Regions from separate parts of the Homo sapiens genome. Here region 2 is linked to region 1. A link is a loop called in an ENCODE intact Hi-C map of the cell type or tissue named here. Cell type or tissue: heart left ventricle. All regions are shown on one strand. Each heading gives the region's core, and the rest is flanking DNA. Links, peaks and the distances in the headings are about the cores only.

Region 1 (8,000 bases), core at 1-8,000:
GGGGTGATTTTTAAGGTAATGACAGAGAGATTTTACCTAAGGAGGGCCATGAAAGACTTAATTTACCACCTGAAGCATATACCCTACATAAAAATAAACGAAGGGTTTAAACAAATGGGGATCCTCAGAGACCAGGAACGGGGTAATAGTTTGGGCCTGAGTGTAGCTGCTGCGCCTGTGGGACTATGGTAGACTGAGATTTGAAACCAGATCTAGTCACAACCCCGTGAGGGTTTCTTTAGCTCTGGGTGTCCGAGTTCTTGGACCCTCTTTTGACCACTGCCTCCTCCCTTCACTTGGACTGTTCTGTAGCCACCCTGAGAAGCTGCACAACCCTGGAAACTCTGAACCAGGATCGAGGGGAAGAAAGAGGAATGAGGGCTACTGTGGTGAGGGAATAGGCCTTCCTTGCCCTCCTGCCTTCCCAGTGACGTACCCAAAGCCCGAACTAGAGAAATTGAGACAGATCCACTCAGCCAGGCTTTGGGTCTTACCCAGTTTTCCTCGTGTCACGAACCCTCAGTTTCTCCCTGGAGAGCGTTTGTCTAATGTGGCTCAGTATCATTTGTGAAAGGGTCTAGCTAAGCGTGGCTTCCATGTAAGTGATCTAAGGGACGGAGAGTCCTCAACATAAAACTAAATAGCCATGCTTACAGCCTCTCTGTTCTGCTTCTCTTTCCTCCTCCCATTCTCCATTTCCTGCAGAAGATGAACAAGTATTTCAGTCTGTTCAGGCTGCTAGAGCAGAGTACTGTAGACAGGGTGACTTATAAACAACAGAAATTTACTTCTCACAGTTCTGGAGACTGGGATGTCCAAGATCAAGGCGCCAGTAGATTCAGCGTCTGCTTGAGGCCCCATTCTTCATAGATGGCACCTTCTCACTGTCTTCACATGCTGAAAGGATGAATAAGCTCGATTGGGCCTCTTATCAGGGCACTCATCCTATTCATAAGGGCTCTAACCCCATGACAGCCACCTCCCAAAGGCCCCACCTCCTAACACCATCACCTTGGGTGTTAGGATTTCAACATACACATTTTGAGGAGATACAAACTTTCAGACCATAGTAAGAAGTTAGAGGAAAGATGTGTTCCAGCCTATGTTAGCAGGAGACGAAAGCTCACTTCCAGCCTGCGGGGAACCGCACAAGCAGAAAGACCACTCTGTCCCTGGTTAATAAACGCTCAGTTGCCTGAAGGGAATGACCAGAGTGCTGTGGAGAATTGGACGTTTTGGCCCAGGGTCAAGCTCCAGACAACAGCCCTGTTGTTTCTCCCTCAGACTTACACATTGGTTATTTCTGCTTCTCTCTCTCTCTCTCTTTTGGGTTTTATTCACAGGAATTGCTGGTCATGTCTTATACTATATTTTGGGTGGTTTTTTTTCTTCACTCTCACTCCCTTGCAGGTACATTCATTAAAACTTGCCCTTGAAGGCGTGGAAAAGGAAAGGGATTTCTACTTTGGGAAGTTGAGAGAGATCGAGCTACTCTGCCAAGAACACGGGCAGGAAAATGATGACCTCGTGCAGAGACTAATGGACATCCTGTATGCTTCAGAAGAACACGTAAGTGTGAGGAGCATGTGACTCCTGTGTTCTAAAATGACTCTCTTGGTCAAAACACAGTAGATCAGCACTCCTTAGAATACTTCCCCAGGACCTCAATGAGAATTACTGCTCAGCCAAGTGCACCTGATAGTCCCAAAGGAATAAACATCGTTATCATCATGATCTATTGACCCATGCCTGTGGGACAGGCAGTCATAAATTAATCTGGGAAGAGACAGGTGGGGTGGGGAAGGCTTTGACAGAAAAATATGCTTATGCAGCCAAACTGCAAGTGGTCTGCAGCTCTCTGAGCAAATGAGCATTAAGAATTTGTATACGGATTCCTCCTTCTTCATGCAAGTACAGAGTGTAGTTAAAGGAGAAAATAATCTAGATGCTTTTCCCATCCCCAGAAGCCCCATAATTGACTGTTTTTATTTCGTAGCTGGTTGTCTTGGTTACTCATTGCCAGGACAGACTAGAGCTGTGGGACAGCCACATGCCCATCTCCTTTATGGGGAGGAGCTGCCACCAGAGTTGCTATTCACAAGTGCTGCTATTCACAAGTGCTGCTATTCACAAGTGCTGATGGAGACCCAGGATGTGGCTGTGTCAGGGTGATGAAAAGCAGATGTGAGAAATGGAGGAGGAATAAGAATCTAGGAAGCAAGGAGAGAAAGCGGGGCAGGATGCATGGCAGAGACTGAGGCAAGGCACCCCGGGTCTGCCAGTGCCAGGAGAGAGAGGCCCAGCAGCCAGAGGTGGAGGTGGGAGCCTGATGTGGCTTCACCTTCCACAGAGCCAAGTTGAGGGGTTGGGGTGTCCAGCTTCTCTTATGCCAGGCTGATGCTAGTGGAAGTGTCCCGGTCTCTGGGTGTTCTGAGCCTGTGATGTTCTGAGGGCCTCCAGTGGAGTTGTATGTGTTGATATTTCTATAGGACATAGCAAGCCATCAGCAAGTTTACTCTCTTATTCCAGCTGAATCCCAGGCAAATGTTTACTCCATTTATGCCTCAAAATACTAGCAGTGAAATTCTCCTAAACTGTAAGGCACTGTATCTGTGGTTTGGAAGCTCTTTATCACTTTTTTTTTTCACTTCTTCCAAATATTTTGATTTAAATTATTTATTGGTTATCAATAGCTCAGAATTTGAAGCCCTGATAATCCACCTGGTTTCCATGATGGCTTCATAAAATACGGTTCTCAGTATTTTCAGATCTGATGGAATAAACCAGAGACTGATTTGTAGTATGTCTGCAGCTGCCACAGTGTCACATATATGACGTCCTGTGTGTACAGAGTGCTTGCCCTCTGTAAGCACTAGATGGACTATGGTTATTCTCTTCACAAGCTTATTTGAGGCTAAATCAGCTGAGATCTCCACAGCGCCATGAGACTGAGTGAATGGCGCTGCTGTCTGCGATAACGCCTGCTAGTGGGAATAAGGCCGGCGTGCAGGATCAAATCTTCTTCCCAGCCCTGCACTTCAAACGGGGAAACCCTGAGTCTAACCTCATGCCAGATTTTGTCCCAAGAGGGAGTCCATGTGCAGGAGCACTGTCTGACAGTGAACTCCAAATGAAGTGTTGGAGAGGTCCACTGAATTCCCGGCTAAGATAGGTGGACAGCCTCAGGCAAGAGCCCTTGCCTCCTGGGTGTGATTTCCAGGGGGTCTACCTAGATGACCGCACTCAGTTTCTGTTCTGCCATACCCATCACCACCCGACCCCACACACACATACATCCCAGCACCACCTTGCCACCATCTGGATTCAGAGAGCCATTCCTGCAATGTACATGCAACTAAAATGCAAGCACCCCAAGAAGAAATAACACTTTAAGGCCTCATCATTCATTAAGACTAAATAATAAGTTTAGCAGACACCTCTTCTGAGACACCTGGTTGGGGTTTGAGGTAGAAGGGTCTAGGACTTGACGTATATTAGCTTATTAGCTCCTATAATTCTCTAGAGAATCCTATTAGGTAGCTATTGTCATCCCATTGTACAGATGAGGGAAACTAAGGCAGCAGAGAGGTTGAATAACTTTCCCAAGTCTAGGAGCAGAATAATTTCCATTTGAACCCTGAAATCTGAATCCTGAGTTTATGTTCTCCCTTCTCCAAGTCTGAGGCACCTTTTAAGTGCTATTATGACAGTAGTAATGGCTAATACTGATTGAGCATTTAGCATGTGCTAGGGATTGTATTCATTTACTACGTAGATTACTGACCTTAACCACATCCCTGTGAGGTGAGTAATTACTTATCTACATTTTACAGATGAAATTACTAACCCAATGGCTCATAGTTAATAAGCTCCAGCACTAGGATTTGAACCCAGGTTTATCTAACTCAGAGGCTAAAATCATAAGGACTGAGTTACCTCCCTCGCCGAGTGGTGGGTACCATGGAGCAGGGAGGAAACGAACATAGTACTAGTTGGGGAAAGCCTCAAGATTAACTGTCTACTTGACAGTCTTCAGTTGAACACGCCCTGTGTGTGAAGAAGAAAGTTTCCAAATTTTTACGTGGGTTTTCTCTAAATAACTCCCCTTACCTCGTTTTGTTGATTTTCACCTTCGAAAGCCTAGTTGTGGCCTCTTTTTCGGGGCATTCATCTGATTTTAAATGAGCATCCACAAAGAACTTCAGTTTTCTTCTAGCCAGTTTGTAACTTTTTTAAACCCACTTTGTTGTTGTATCTCTGGCACTGCGCTGACATCATCAAATAGCTTTAAGGGAAGGAAGAGAGAGGGAAAGAGACAGAGGCATTGCCCTGTAAGTATATGCTGGGGAGTACCCAAAATTCAAGAAGAGAATTACTCAGAGTAACCAGGCAGTTGAATCTGGCAGAGAAAACAGCCTTAACATAAATTGCATGTGTGGGTTACCAGAGCAAGATGTTCAAATGCAGTTACTGGCTTAATTTTTCTAGTTCCAGGATATTTTTATTGCAACTTTGTGTCTGCAAAACTCCAAAAGAGACACATCAGGCTATACTGAGTTTTCTACAGAGAGTAAGCCGTTTGATCTGGAATATGCCAGGTGTCCTTATTTGGAATGTGACAAGACCCATTTGTTTAAACCTTGGTTTTTATGCAGAAAGAAAAGGAAGGCTGCAGTGGGCCTGGATGCCGTGCTGGGTGCTTTCCATATCCTGTGCATGCATGACTCTGCCGAGAGGCTCAGGAGCAGCTAGATACTCTCCTTTCTGCCCCCTAGCACTCCACCTCCCAGAGGTCCAAGAAATCATCCTAGATATCTTAAAGCCTCCAAGCATTTTCATTTCTTCCTGAGAATATGGAATCTGGTTTCTCTGGAACCACCCAGAAGCACATAGCCAGTCCTACACTGGGGGAGTGAGCCTTCCTAAAGCTGTACCCTTGCCTGCCTTCCCCTATGTCTATGGTCTGGAAAAGCAACGGTTTTGAAAAACAATGTGCTTAGTGGTTACGATGCCATCATACACCACTGCCCCCATCTCTGGGAATCCTGCCTTTGCCCCACTGTGCTTTCCCCTGACATTGTGTCCTGTTTTCTGGCCAGCCCCACACTTGTGTGATGGGTAGATTTGCACCCATGTGCAGGGATGATGTACATGGCGTCTGGGAGGAAGTGCCAGCACTTTGTTCATGATGCTGTTGGTACAGCTGTGTGTACAGAGCTGAGATGGCACAGATGCCTGGTGGTCTGCCTTTCCCAGAGCCCTCCTGGAGCTAGAAGGCCAGGTTGCAGCACATGCTGTTCAGCTAAACATAGATGGACATGCTTTGCTTTGACATTTGAGGTAGGAGTATTTGCTGGGGAGATCTCTTCCCCTGAGTGATTACTTAACACTCTTATTTTGTGATGATTGGCCTCTGATTGTTATATTTAAGCCATCCCAGAATATGGTGTTTGGAAGATGTGAAAATCCAGGTGGGAGTTTTGAGCAGAAAATCAACAGAGGTGGTTCAATTCCCAGTTGTAGAGACCTAATGGAAGTTTCCAGAGCAGATACTTATTCTCATTATGTTTTCCCCTGATACGTAACTTGGAGCCACAGGAGTCTGGGCTGAAGCATTGGTTACCTGCTCCCTGTGGATTCTGTCAGCTGAAGGGCACCAGCTTATGAACAGTTACTTGTTTCCTGCAGGGACAGGCTGTGCTTCTGTCACTGGAGGGCCTCTTGTCACTGGACTAAGTGCTGGCTATAGAAAAAGACCCAACCCTACCTCAGAGGAGCTCCCAGTCCCAGTAAGGGAGACAGACAGGGACATGACTAACTGGAATATGTGTCAGATGATGACAAATGTGATAATGGGGACATAAATAAACTTGTGTGGGGAGCAGATAAAAGCCGCCTGGAGGACCACGCAGAGACTTCACAGCGAAGATGGCATTTGTGTTGGATGTTACAGGGTGACTGGGAACATCAACAGCTCTAGAGCTAAGGTAGGGAGAAACTGCATGAGCAAAGCAGAGAAGAAAGACCAGCAGCCACAGCTGGCAAGGTGGCAGGAGACAAGGCTGCAGGGTGGTGCCTTCCACAGCTAGGAAGCCAGGAGCTGTTGGAGCTTCCTGATGGGCCTTCCTCTCTCCTTTGCCCCCATTTTCCTCCCACAGTGGCCTAGAGCCTTCTTCAATACCATCTTCCAGTTTGCCTCTCTATCTAATGATTATAAGGAAACTAAAGAATGATAGTTTTCTTACAATCACTCACAGCTCAACGGAAAGATGTGAATAGATTGATACGCACATATTAGAATTATTAGGTGATGCTCTGGTGCATTAGTCTCATATTTGGTATAGGTTTTGCCTGGCCTCCTACTTAGACATGGGTTTAAGTTCTTCATTCTCGTATAAGGCATAGAAAAAGATTGTTTTTTCCTGTGAGCCTGCAATAGCATTGTGTGGGCTGTGAGCTCTCAGTTGTGATTTGTAACACCCCAGAATTACAGATGTGTTCTGCCAGACTCTCAGACTGCCTTAACTTGCAGGCCAAGCATGAGCAATCCATTGATAAATTGGGAGCTTTGCTGGTATTTCCCAGTGAGAGTTGTCTGGGGTCCACAGTTCCTGCAGATGCATGACATCACAGAGGGGTCCTGTGACTGAGATTTAAGCTGGATGTGCATGAGAAGCAGCTGCCCTGGGCATCTGGAAGCCTCAGAGCCATAGAAAAGGCCAGCAAACCTGCTGCCTTGTTGGATGTGTTTGGAAAGGAGGCCTAGCCTAGTGGCTTCCTGGCCCTCTAGTTTATTACAGGCTCAATGATTACTTGAATCTAGGTCTTTCAACTTTAGCTCCATTAGCCCACAATAAACTCCCAGTTGTGACGTGAGCAAATGAGAATTTCTGCAAAATGTAAAACAGTTCCTCATTTCTGAAATCTTCTTTTCAGAAGTCTAACATGCACAGAAACAATTATATAAAGAAAAGCATACTTTAGACCAGCTGAAGTTTGAGCAATACAATATGGAAGACACCACACTCACGTTCAAGAGTTAGGATGCTGAATAAAACAATATAACTCACCGTGGAGGGCTCAGAGCCCGGCTGGAGAGACAGATGTGTAGCCACCCAGCAAGAACACACGCGGGACTGTGGTGCGCCCTCCCACCGAAGCAGAAACTGAGGATAGGAAGCTTGGAGAGGGAAGCCATTATCTCGGGGCTGCAGGCAGTGAGAGAGGCTTCAGGGAGGAGTGACTTTCTCATAATTTAGAGGAGCATGTGGCGGGACAGACAGCTGGGAGTTCCCAGCCCACCATTCTTGTTAAACTCCCATGAATGTTAGTTTCATTCTTCTCCCTTGGATGAGAGGAGAGCACTGGCTTAGGAAGGCCAGTAACTGTTTCTTGTCCTGCGCTGGCCCAAGAAGAAGTTCTCTCCTGCTCCCCTGAGCATGTATGGCCACACTGTTGGTGAGGCACTGACTCTGAGCTGAGAGGACCAGCCTCACATGTGCCAGACAGAAGGCAAAGCAGTGTGCAGAGGAAGTGCCAAGAGCACAGCTGCTGTGATGCCCAGGGGTCTGGGGTCGATCCGGCAGAAGGGGAGTAAAGAGGGGATCAGGGCTCTGAGATCTCCCTGAGGTCAAAGAGCACCTGCAATTAAGGAATTTGGGAGTGCAAGGGTCAGGAAGACACATGATGTGATCAGAGAGAGCAAGAGATTGGGCCTAACGTTCCAGAAGTGGAGCTAGTTCTAGGTGGTGAACACAGGGTGGTCATGGGGTAGGGAGAGCTCACATTTGCTGAATAAGGGGCCTGTCGGCACGGTAAGAGACAATGCCAGATTTTTCCCCAAGTTTTCAACACAATGTCACTGTCTACTGTTGGTTGACACAGAAAGGGTTACTTTTTTAAAAAAATTACTTGCACTTCTAGAATATATTCCAGAGTTCTCCCACTAAGAAATAATAATCACAGCTCACATTTCTATTTACCATGTGCCAAATACTCTT
Region 2 (11,471 bases), core at 1,721-9,720, 61 kb after region 1:
GTGCCTCTTAATAGCAGCAGTAATATTTATGAACAGATACACTAGTCAATTCTGTTTGCCACATGTAAATCTAAAAGTGCAGGTTAAGTTTCCCATGTTCCAGGATTTCATCATGTTTTTGGCAAGCATACATACACATAAGGAGACCTTTTGTTAAACCACATAACTCTGATCTTGTTTATGAGCTCTAAAATTAAATTATCTTGCATAAATGCTCAGAAGGTAATTTTCATATTAGTCTCAATGGTCCACAGTACCACCACAAAAGATTCAGTCACAATTCATTCTGTGACACTGGGCAGCCTGTCAGCTTCTTTGGTGGTACAATGTGCTGCTTCATGGGAGTTTCATGACCTACAGACTCTCAGGCATTTGCAGAGGGAAAGAGTAGCTGGAAACACTTTTGCCAGATCTGTGGCAAACACATTTACCATCGAATAAAGAAAATATACTACATACCAATGCAATAGAAGGAAGACTATAGTTCAGAGCCTGCAAACTTTTTCTGTAAAGGGCCAAATAGTAGCTATTTTAAGTTTTGCAGGCCATACAATCTCTGTCACAGCTACTAAACTCTGCTTTTGTATCACAAAAACAACCATAGACAATACATAAATGAACAGGCATAGGAGTGTTCCAATAAAACCGTATTTACATAAAATGGATGGCAGGCCAGATTTGGCCTGTGTGCCACAGTTTAACAACTCTTGCTTGAAACTATATTGATCCCTCTCTTCTCTAGGATTTTCCCTTGTAAACATACACAGTTACTATGTGTCAAGCCCAACTGAGCTTTTTAAAAATAATTCCATCCTCAAAACAACTCTGCTATTATTATCTCTCCAATTTCGTAGATGAGAAAACTTAGGCACAGAGAGGTTGAGTAACTTTCCCAAGGTTGTACAACTAGTAAGTGGCAGAGCCAGAATTCAAACCCTGGCAATCAGACCTCAGAGACCACAGCTTGCCACCCTCTCCTGTGAGGTTTTAAACTGCGCTAGAGTTTGCAAAAATTCATCTGCCCTTCCAGGCTCTTCAACTCTGGCTGGTACCCAGAGCAGATTGTTCTTGGGGTCCCAGGTTGACTCTAATCCCTTGTTAGACTTCTAGAAAAGAAATACAAGGAGATTCTGAGGTTTCCAAGTCTACCCTGGTATTTGGAGGTTCTCAGATGCCTTGTAATGGGCTCTGGAACTTTATCCAGCACCTTTTCTCAATTTGCTATAAGTCAAGATGTTACTTTGTTCCCTAAGAAATAATTTAGGACAATATTATGCTACCAAAACATGCTATTTAAAAAACAAGAGAAGACACTAGAAACTTGCCATATTTCAGGTAAACTTAATGCCTCTAGAAATAAAAATGTAGGCCCGTTCATCATGTGAGGACATAGCTAGAAGGTGCCATCTATGAACCAGGAAGCAGCCTTCACCAGACCCAAATCTGCGGGCATCTTGATCTCAGACTTCCCAGCATCCAGAACAATGAGAAAAAAATATCTGTTGTTTATAAACTAGGAGAGAGAAAGAGATTTACCCAAAGTTCTCTTATAACCCAAAAGTATGGTTCATCTGAATGAAAACAGATGAACTTTGTCATCTTAAGTAAGGGGATACCATCGTGAGGTTTGGAATTTATCTCTTGTAAATCTGAAAAAAGTAAACAAATCCTAACTATTGATATTCTGATAGCACTGAGGACAGGAGTTGAATTGTAAATTGCTGCTTACCTAGCATTCTGCATGACTTGGTCTTCCCTCACCACCCTATCTTACCATATGGATTTTTCTTTTGATCGACACTTAACTCTTTCAGTAGGATTAAAACCACCATCCCAGATAATTAAAGATGAAAGTAAACTGAACATTCCCTTTTGGAACTTGGAAACTCCCTGCGGTTGCCAAAAAGAACTTGAAATGCTTTAAGATAGAGATTATACATTCAGTCAAATCAGCAATTATAAATTACTAGCTTTGTGCAAGGCTTTAGAACATAAGTAGAATGAGAAAAGAGGTTATTCTCTGAAACAGCCTCTGGGAAGGGGAAGTGGGTGTTTTCACGTCCCATTCATAAAACCTAAGGACAAGTCCATAAACTTTTCTCTGGTCTTTACTGCAGAGCAAAGAAAATCCACTGTTTCTATTTGTTAAAAAGCTTCAGCTTTTATGTCTTGTGAGAACAGAGAATGCTTGACCCTAAGGGGCCCACAAATCTTATGCAGGACCTTTTTTGTAAGTTAAAAAACAAAACAAGAATATTTTATCATGCAAATGTGTCTTGTCATTCATTAGAAAACACCACTGTGGTATTGTGACCTGGGTTCGTAATAAGCTCTGAAGTGTTCATCGAATAGGAAAGATATGAAAGAGTGGAGGAGGAGGAAACATGTGAGGCCTACTATGTGCCAGACGCTGTGCTAGGGAATGTAATATGCATTGTTACACTAAGAAAATAGCTAGCTGTGGCCCGGCTCAGTGGCTCATGCTTGTAATCCCAACACTTTGGGAGGCAGAGATAGGCAGATCGCTTGAGGCCAGGAGTTGGAAACCAGCCTGGGAAACAGTGAAATTAAATTAAATTTATTTAAAAAAAGAAAAAAAAAAAGATAGTTGAAAATATCTTCTGTCTTCACTTTTTGTTTCGTTTTCATTTTGACATGGGGTCTCTTTATGGTGCCCAGGCAACATAAAGAGAACTCCTGGTCTCGAACTCCTGCTTCAAGGGTTCCTCTAGCTTTAGCCTCCAGAGTAGCTGGGACTACAGGCACACACCACCACGCCCGGCTGTGTCTTCAATTGATGAAGATTGCCGATGATCATTTAAAATACTTTGTCATCTCAACTGCTCTCTGGAAAATTTTAATTTTATTGGGAAAGCATTTCTTTCTTTTACACTAACACCCTCATTTAAAGCAGGCCGAGGAAGACTTCACTTTGAAGCCTTTATCCTGCTCGAGGTCAAGGATTGTACCTGCCCATTTTGTAACTGCTGTGAGAGCAATGGAAGCTCCGCAGCACTTTTAGTTATCAAGCCCTTCCTTTCCATCTCCCAATCCCCATTGTAGACTAATAAATTTTTCAATATGAAGGCTCTTGTGTGTTCATGACTGTGATAAATGAAGCATGGCTGAAGTGGCTTTGCAAGCAGCTGGAATATCCCCTGGAGAAGTCATTTACATAATTAAACCTTGGAGTATCTGAACATGGTTCAGACTGTGACCTACTCTTGCATCTGAGGTGCCTCAGAAGCAGTGTCATATCATACACGTCCTGCTGCTGCTTGATCAGCTTCGCTTCTCTATCAAGCCTTCTCATTGTGACCTGGAGAGCTTCTTCAAATACCACCTACGAGCTGCCTTTCCTCCCCATTTCCCACTTTGATTTTGCTGAAAACTCACTTTCCTTAACTTAAACTAATTTAATCTTTTTGCTGTTTTCTATGTGCCCTGGATATCGGAGGGATTATTTAAGCTGTTTTAATTTTTAATATAAAGAATATAGGGCTCTGATTATAATCATCTACTGAGTACCTAGGAATGAATGTCATACTCTGCTCTGTTTGGACAATTTGTGTTTTCTTTGTACAGATAATTCAGCTCCCTCATGTAATACCCATGTTAACCCAGAGAGGTACATATTATAATCCCTATTGTACAGAAGAGGAATCTGACCCTTCCAAGTTAAGTTAGAAATGGGAGGGACAGTGATAATGATTGAAACCTAAGATTTGACTCCTGAATCCCACTGCTCTTAACCTTTGGAAAATATTGCCCATCAACTTCTCTTTATTCAAAGTGCCTAATACAAAACCACACATAAATGCATCCTCATAAATTATCTTCAGCTATATATTTAAACTACATCTTTTTTTAATTACTGTTGTAAGGCTACATGTAGATAAGCTAGTTCTCAACATTATTTTGTTTGTGGATGCCATAATTTGACAAACACTGAGGACCCTCCATCCAGACAAAAGCACACATGCCACATATACAACAGGTCTAGATGGCTGCCAACTTTAAGGGTCTCTTTCTGACAGATTAGACTCCTTCTCAGTCACAGGCTAATGTTGCCAAGTCATCTCTCTGCAGAGGTGAACGGCAGGCACTCTCATTGTTTGCTCTTCTTTCTACTGAAGTGAAATATACCCTTTCCATTACTACACCCTGGCCATGACACAGGGAGATGGCTTACAATAGACTTTCACACTGCTGAGTCCCCATGTCTCTAACAATGATATTAAAAACAGTGTGACCTTCTGCTCCATCAACCTCAGGGATGTGGTGTTGTTTTGCTATGCCAGTACATTTTTCCCTCCTGTTCAAATAGTCTTGACTTGTATATTACAACACATATAATAATAAGGCACAATTCGTTTTCCTAACATAGAAACTTTCAGAGAGAAAGGGTTTGACCACAAGGCATAATAAAAAAAAATACCTAGATATGAAAGGCCGTCTAGAATTGTATGGTAGTTAAGAGACCAAGTTTTGGCTTAAGGTGGCTATGAATTCAAGTCTAGTTCTGCCACCTACTTCCTATGTGACCTTGAGCAATTTACTTAACCTCTCTGAGTTTCTTAATCTGTGAAACAGGGACAATACTACATTCTGCATGGTGTGAGTTAATGTTAAATGAGATTTGATGAGAAATACACGGAGCATGGCATAGAGTAAGCACTTAATGATGGATGCTATTATGATGTTATTCATAATAGCAATTTTCGATGCACTGGCTATCTGGCATGATTATTAAAAAAAGGTATTCTAGTCAATAGACATTTTCCATATATATATTTATCATTGTTAAAAGTAATATGTGGAATTAAACTGTGGACTTTTTGCCTGTACACAAAAGGAAATTCAATCAATTGAATTACTTCTTTTTATGGAATTAGAATATAATAAAAATGCTTAAAGATGAAATTATATGATTACCCTATATTTTAATCATTTGGAAAGATCCTCTGGGCCTAGGGGTATAGTAAGAAATATTAATCATCATTATTATATAACAGATAGGAAAAAGTACAGAGTAAGTGAGGCTACCTGATGATAAAATATCAATTATTCTTTTACTGTAGTAAAATATTCTATGATGTATCCTTTCATTAAGAAGTCATCTGGAAGATTTACTTTTATTGAATTAAAGGTCAAATTGAAAACTATAGATACCAGGCACTGCCTGAGCAACTTTATGTATTCTCTGTTATCATGACTCACAACTCCCTAGCAGGATAAAGATTATTATGACTCCTTTATATTTAAAACAATTGTGTAGTACACTGTGTAAAGTAACTAGTACACTTGGCCCTCTATATCAAAGTAACTAGCACAGTTCTTCCTGGATATTCATGGGGAATATCCTCTGTAAATACTAAAATCCAAGGATGCTCAAGTCCCTTATAAAAAAATGGTGCAGTTTTTTTTGTTTGTTTGTTTTGAGACGGAATTTCACTCGTCACCCAGGCTGGAGTGCAATAATGCCATCTCGGCTCACTGCAACCTCACCTCCTGGGTTGAAGAAATTCTCCAGCCTTAGCTTCCCAAGTAGCTGGAATTACAGGTGGCCACCACCAGGCCCAGCTAATTTTTGTATTTTTAATAGAGACAGGGTTTCACCATGTTGGCCAGGCTGGTCTCAAACTCCTGACCTCGGGTGATCAGCCTGCCTCAGCCTCCCAAAGTGCTGGGATTACAGGCGTGATCCACAACGCCAAGCCTAGTATTTGTATATAACGTACACATATCCTACCATACACTTTGTTAAAATAAAATAAAATAAAATATAAAGAAGAATAAGCGAAAGGTTTTATTTACGAATATATATAAAAACAGAATTGCAATTCAGGATGTACTCACAGACCAGGGTGGTCTTCAGTATGCCCAAACAACAAAAGAAAAGATTGAGGTTTCATTGGGATAGAGAAATGTAAAACATTTCGAAAGAAAGTTCATTGGCGCTAATGAGGTCTTTCTGAGTGGACAAACTGTGATTGGTGAGTGATGGCAGTAGGTAAAGCTCTTAGAGTCAGGGCAGGTCCATTCCGCAGCTACTAAAGTTGGTCTTAAGATTACAGCAGGTCATTTCAGGGGCTGGGCTTACAAGACAGTTCCTGCAGCAGGCACTTTGTGCCCTGAGTGCTTTTTTCCCCTGTTCCTTTGAAGCATAACTCCAATTTGTATAATCAATTTTCACAACTTTATATACTCTCTATATTACTTATAATACCTAATACAATGTAAGTGCTATGTAAATAGTTGTCATACTGTATAGTTTTTTTATTTGTATTCTTTTTTATTGTTGTATTTTTTTCCCAAATATTTTCCATCAGCAGTTAGTTAAATCCATTATGAGAAATCCACAGATATAGGAGGGCCGAGTGTAATTAGTACATCAAGATTCCAATCTTGGCCTAATTTCCAAAACCATGTTGTTGCTACCATTCTCTGCTGCCTGCCAAATTATACAAAGAAAAACACAGAATTTTCTTTTTTTTATTTTGAGACGGAGTCTCGCTGTCGCCCAGGCTGGAGTGCAGTGGGCAATCCCGGCTCACTGCAAGCTCCGCCTCCCGGGTTCACGCCATTCTCCTGCCTCAGCCTCCCGAGTAGCTGGGACTACAGGCGCCCGCCACCATGCCCGGCTAATATTTTTGTATTTTTAGTAGAGACGGGGTCGATCTCCTGACCTCGTGATCCGCCCGCCTCGGGAAAAATATAGAATTTTCAAACCCATCAGGATCTCTGCAAACAAAATGTCTTACTAGTTCCATCATCAATCTGATAGCCTCCTGAGGGCGGGGGGGGAAGGCAAATTTTAAAGAATATGTATACAGAATCTGCTCTCTCTAGAGTAAAGAGGGAGATTTCAAATTTGGAAAATAGAAGGTAAGAAGTTCAATAGAGGCTGGAGTGGTGGCTCACACCTATAATCCTAGACCTTTGGGAGGCAGAGAGTGGAAGATTGCTTGAGGCCAGGAGTTCGAGACCAGCCTGGGCAACAAAGTGAGACCCCCTTCCCTACAAAAAATACAAAATTATCTCAGCATGATGATGCACAGCTGTACTTCCAGCTACTCAGGAAGCTGAGATGGGAGGATTGTTTGAGCCAGGAGTTCCAGGTTACAATGAGCTGTGATCCTGCCACTGCACTCCAGCCTGGGCAACAGAGTAAGAACTTGTTTCAAAAAAAGAAAAAGAAAAAGTTCAATAGAACTCTGATCTGAGGCAACAATTCAATTCAAAAATACAACGCTGTTTTTCTGGTTTATAATGTATCTTCATATGAATGAGCTGCCATCCCAAACTAATTAAAACATCAGTTGTAAACCAAACTTGGCAATTTGATTACTTACTAATCTGAATAAAGCATCGCAAAGGGCAAAGGGCACATAACTGTATGCATAAATCACGAGAATTTCTCCAATTTTAATGAATCATGTTTTTAGGAGATAAGCCACAGTTAAAAGTTAGTTTATGTGCCAATTAAGGGAGCTGTAATCATAAATAATTTGCCTATGCCTGGAATAAAATTTAATCAATTTAGAATCATTTCCTTTTCATCTGTGCAAAGAAAAGACTACCAACTTATTTATGTAATTACCAAGAATTTGAAAAAATAAAAAGTATTAGAATTCAAGGACTAGAGTAGAACCGAGCATCAACTGGCAATCTAACATGAACTAATAATTCAGGCACTTCTATAGGTGCTGCTTAGCCCTTGAAATGTCTCCTGTATAGCCAAGAAGACTAATGAAAGATAAAGATCTGTTATGAGTTTTGCTAAGTCTCACAGAATACAGAGAATAAAGAAATTCTGTAGATTTAATTGATTTTATCCCCTTGATACCCCTGGCTTCTCAAAATGGTACCAGGCCCCTTTGTTGTAGACGTTATCTGACTTAATTTTTCCATTAGGATCAAATTGTTATCAAGAGCCAGAAGTGTGGGTACAAAATGAGGTAAAATGTCTAAAGGTAAAATAATGCAAGTTAAGGCTCAGTTAGAAAAGCCAAGAAAAGCATTTAGATGCTTTGTTTTATTCATGAGACTGTGCCAGCAATCACTGACAGAAATGAACCAGTCAGGAAATCTCAGCCAAAGCCAAAGATTTCTCGAGAATTCAGTCTTCTCTCTTGAGCATAGCTGTGTCATGCAACCTAATAATAAAGTCCAGAAACCATATTTTTCATAATTTTATGACAATACACAGACATGTTCAATGCAATAATGACTGTATTAATAGAAATCAAAGCATAGCCCTCTGTCTCTGAATATAACAGAGGCAATGAAAACTTGCAGCCTGCACAACTGTTCTAAACTTTAAGTAGCAACAGAATTCAATAGTGTAGGAAGGGGTGATCAGAGTTTAGGAAACCTCCTCTCATGGTTGCTTAAGCATTCATTTTTCCAGCTCTTCATTTTTCCTTAATTTTCCTTTTAAAGCCACAGAAGCACTAAAGAAAGTTTGGGAAATAATTAAAGATCATCACCCATATCCCTGCCACCTTAAAACAATTATCACTTGTAATATTCTCATATAGTCTTAGTTTTTCATATATATAAAATGCCATTTTTTACATCAATAGGAATATATTACATGCACCTTGCTTTTTTTCACCTAAAATGTTTCTTAGAGAGAATTTAATATTGGCATGTAGAGCTGTCTCATTCTTTCTAACAGCTACGTATTTGTTTGATGTATGGATGTAGCATAATTTATTTACCCAATTCTTACAGAATAAAATGAATTGGGTACGTTTTGCTGTGACAAATAATGCTGCAACAAGCATTCTAGTACTTAAATCTTTATGCAGATATGCAAGATATTGGTGGGATAAAATCCTAGATGTGGACCTTTCACTTGAAGCTTTATGTAATTAAAGTCATTGAATAGACACATAGCATCTATTCAATTTTGCTTCCTGGATATCTCATATTGGATATTACACACAGTGAACATTTTCCGTGGTGTTGTACAGCCTCCAAGATTAAAGTTTTAATGGTTTATTATTTCTTATTATGCGGATACACTCAACCTTTCCTCTATTGTGAGACAGTTCAACTGTTTCTAATTATTTGCCTCATAAAGAATGCAATGACTATCCACATCCCCTGTGTCTTACCCTTGGCCCATTTGCGCTGTCTTCTCACTGCATTTTTCTTCACAGGGAGAGGCACCCCCATTCTAGAACATGGGAGAGGCACCCCCATTCTAGAACATGCTCCAGGTCCCCATGACCCTGGAATTCCCTAATTGAACCCCAGTCCAGTTTCTAGGCCCATGCATCCCTTTTCCCAGCATGCCAGGGGTGGCTGTTTGGGGAGGTGCAGAGGGATGTGGAACTAGGGCTGCCACCTGGGTCTCCACTTGCATGCAAACAAGGCCTATGTCCAGTAGGACATAAGCTAGGAGTGGCAGGAGAAGCAGGGAGCAGTCCCTGGACCTCCATTTATACTAGCTTACCCAGGCCCCCTAAATGTTGGAATGGTTCTGCTATGACACCCTTACCTTCTTTTCCCAGATTCAATAGAGTTCTCTAAAGTAGACCGCTGGATTAAAAATAAAACCGATCAACCAACCAACAACAACAACAAAAAACCCAAAACTTCATTTTCCAAAGTTATTTGTAAACTTACCTCTTTTGCACACCTGTTATATATTGCCAAAATTTATCATTTGCGAAATTTAAAGACCTGTGCCATGAGAGATGATTTGAAATTGCAAAAAGGACAGTGTCAGGGGGAGCAGTTGACTTCACTTCTGATCTGTACTATCAAAATCCTGCTCTAGGGCTGGGCGCAGTGGCTCACACCTGTAATCTCAGCACTTTGGGACACCAAGGTGGGCAGATCACCTGAGGTCAGGAGTTCGAGACCAGCCTGGACAACATGGTGAAACCCTGTCTCTACTAAAAATATAAAAATTCGTTGAGTGTGGTGGTGCACACCTGTAGTCCCAGCTACTAGGGAGGCTGAGGCACAAGAATGGCTTGAATCTGGGAGGCAGAGGTTGCAGTGAGCCAAGATCACATCACTGCACTCCAGCCTGGGCTACAGAGCAAGACCCTGTCTCAAAAACAAACAAACAAAAAACCACCTTGCTCTATGAATTAGAGATCACTTTTCATGCCTGCATTTTGTTTATTTTTTATTGTTTATTTTTTTTTGGAGATTTTATTATATGAACTCCAGTGTCCTTTTTTATTTTTAATTTCTATGATTCTACATAACCAATTCAAACTTAAATTTTAAAATGCATTACTTTTTGTTCAAGCTCCTGGAGACTTTTACTGATCCCCCTATTTTGTATACAAATGTTTGGGTGTTTGTTCTTCGCTTTTCATAGTTCATTTGAACTTGAGTTCCTCTTACGTGAAGAACATTATGGTGAAGAGAACAAAGACGAAATGAATGGCTTCTCTCTCAAAATACTTATAATGAGGCTCACATTAAAAATGAGGCTCACAACCTGACACTTAGCTTTTCTACTCCTAGGCAAACAGGGGGCAATGTACATCTAGTGCTAATTAAATTAAATACCCAAATACTGGGTTTTCAACAAACACAAACAAATTCAGAAGAGTGAACTATACTACTTTACTTGGAATATCAATGACAGCCTAAGTAACAGAAGAATAAACCTGGATAACAGTGGATGGTAACTACATAGTATAACTATTGGCCAATTTGGAGAATTTGGAACATAATCAATGAAACAATATCAATATTTACCATCCTAATTTTAAGTGACCTCCAAAAAACAACATGATGTTACATAATCCCTTTTTACTCTTTATAAATTATGAGAAATTCTTAAATTATGTTTTCTGTAAATTGTTAGCAGAAACATGATTTTCCCTGAGTCTTGCTGCTTGGTATAGATCATAACCCTAAGGAAAAAAGGAGCCTCCAGTGTTGTCCTTCTCTGGTGGGAAGTTAAATAAGACAGTGCTCAGGAAGGGAACATCGTATGCACAGACATTTGTTCTCTCAACACAGAACTAGACTGAGATCTCCTCACATGCTTCTATCTATGGAATCTAGAATGAAAAAGAATTTTAAAAAGAAGTCGAACTCGAGAATGTTTAAAAGAATTCTACTTCGTGGATTTTTACAGTCAATACAAAATAGTCTTATGGTTCTTTCAGCATATATACTTAAATTCAGCCTATTAAAATAGTATAATATGAATTAAACTTATTAACCAAAATTAAGAGTACATGGTGCTAAAACGATTGGTTGATTCAGTGGCAGTATTTATAAGTACACTATAAACAATTCCCCAACTGGCAATCATCTTTAGAAACTTTAAATTTTTGATGTGGCTCAAGTCTGACTCTAAGCTTTTGGGTTTTCCATCTTAAAAAGCTCCCCTCCCTTACTCCCACATTGCCGCCCACTACATTATAGAAACATTCTCATATAGCTTTATTTGTTACATTTATATCTTTATTGCATCCCACTCGTCT

What was found. A loop is a pair of places that touch in the nucleus more often than their neighbours do. Peaks named below come from ENCODE experiments on the same cell type or tissue, not always from the same donor. Only the 100,000 strongest peaks of a DNase experiment are listed, where the experiment ranks them.
Region 2: a loop joins it to region 1, with 3 times the contacts of the local background. A loop is called at or near these places in 2 of 110 quality-filtered maps.

Annotation. Positions count from the first base shown.
Region 1 is chr18:35,130,622-35,138,621 of GRCh38, forward strand. MAPRE2 (microtubule associated protein RP/EB family member 2) reads left to right here. Exons shown (of 7, transcript NM_014268.4): 6 at 1,411-1,569. Among named protein-coding and RNA genes, the nearest start is that of MAPRE2, 93 kb to the left of the region's middle. In heart left ventricle, for the core only: no CTCF peak of the experiment used is centred there; no DNase peak of the experiment used is centred there; H3K27ac peaks cover 3,623 bases.
Region 2 is chr18:35,189,412-35,200,882 of GRCh38, forward strand. No RefSeq gene overlaps it. Among named protein-coding and RNA genes, the nearest start is that of ZNF397, 46 kb to the right of the region's middle. In heart left ventricle, for the core only: no CTCF peak of the experiment used is centred there; no DNase peak of the experiment used is centred there.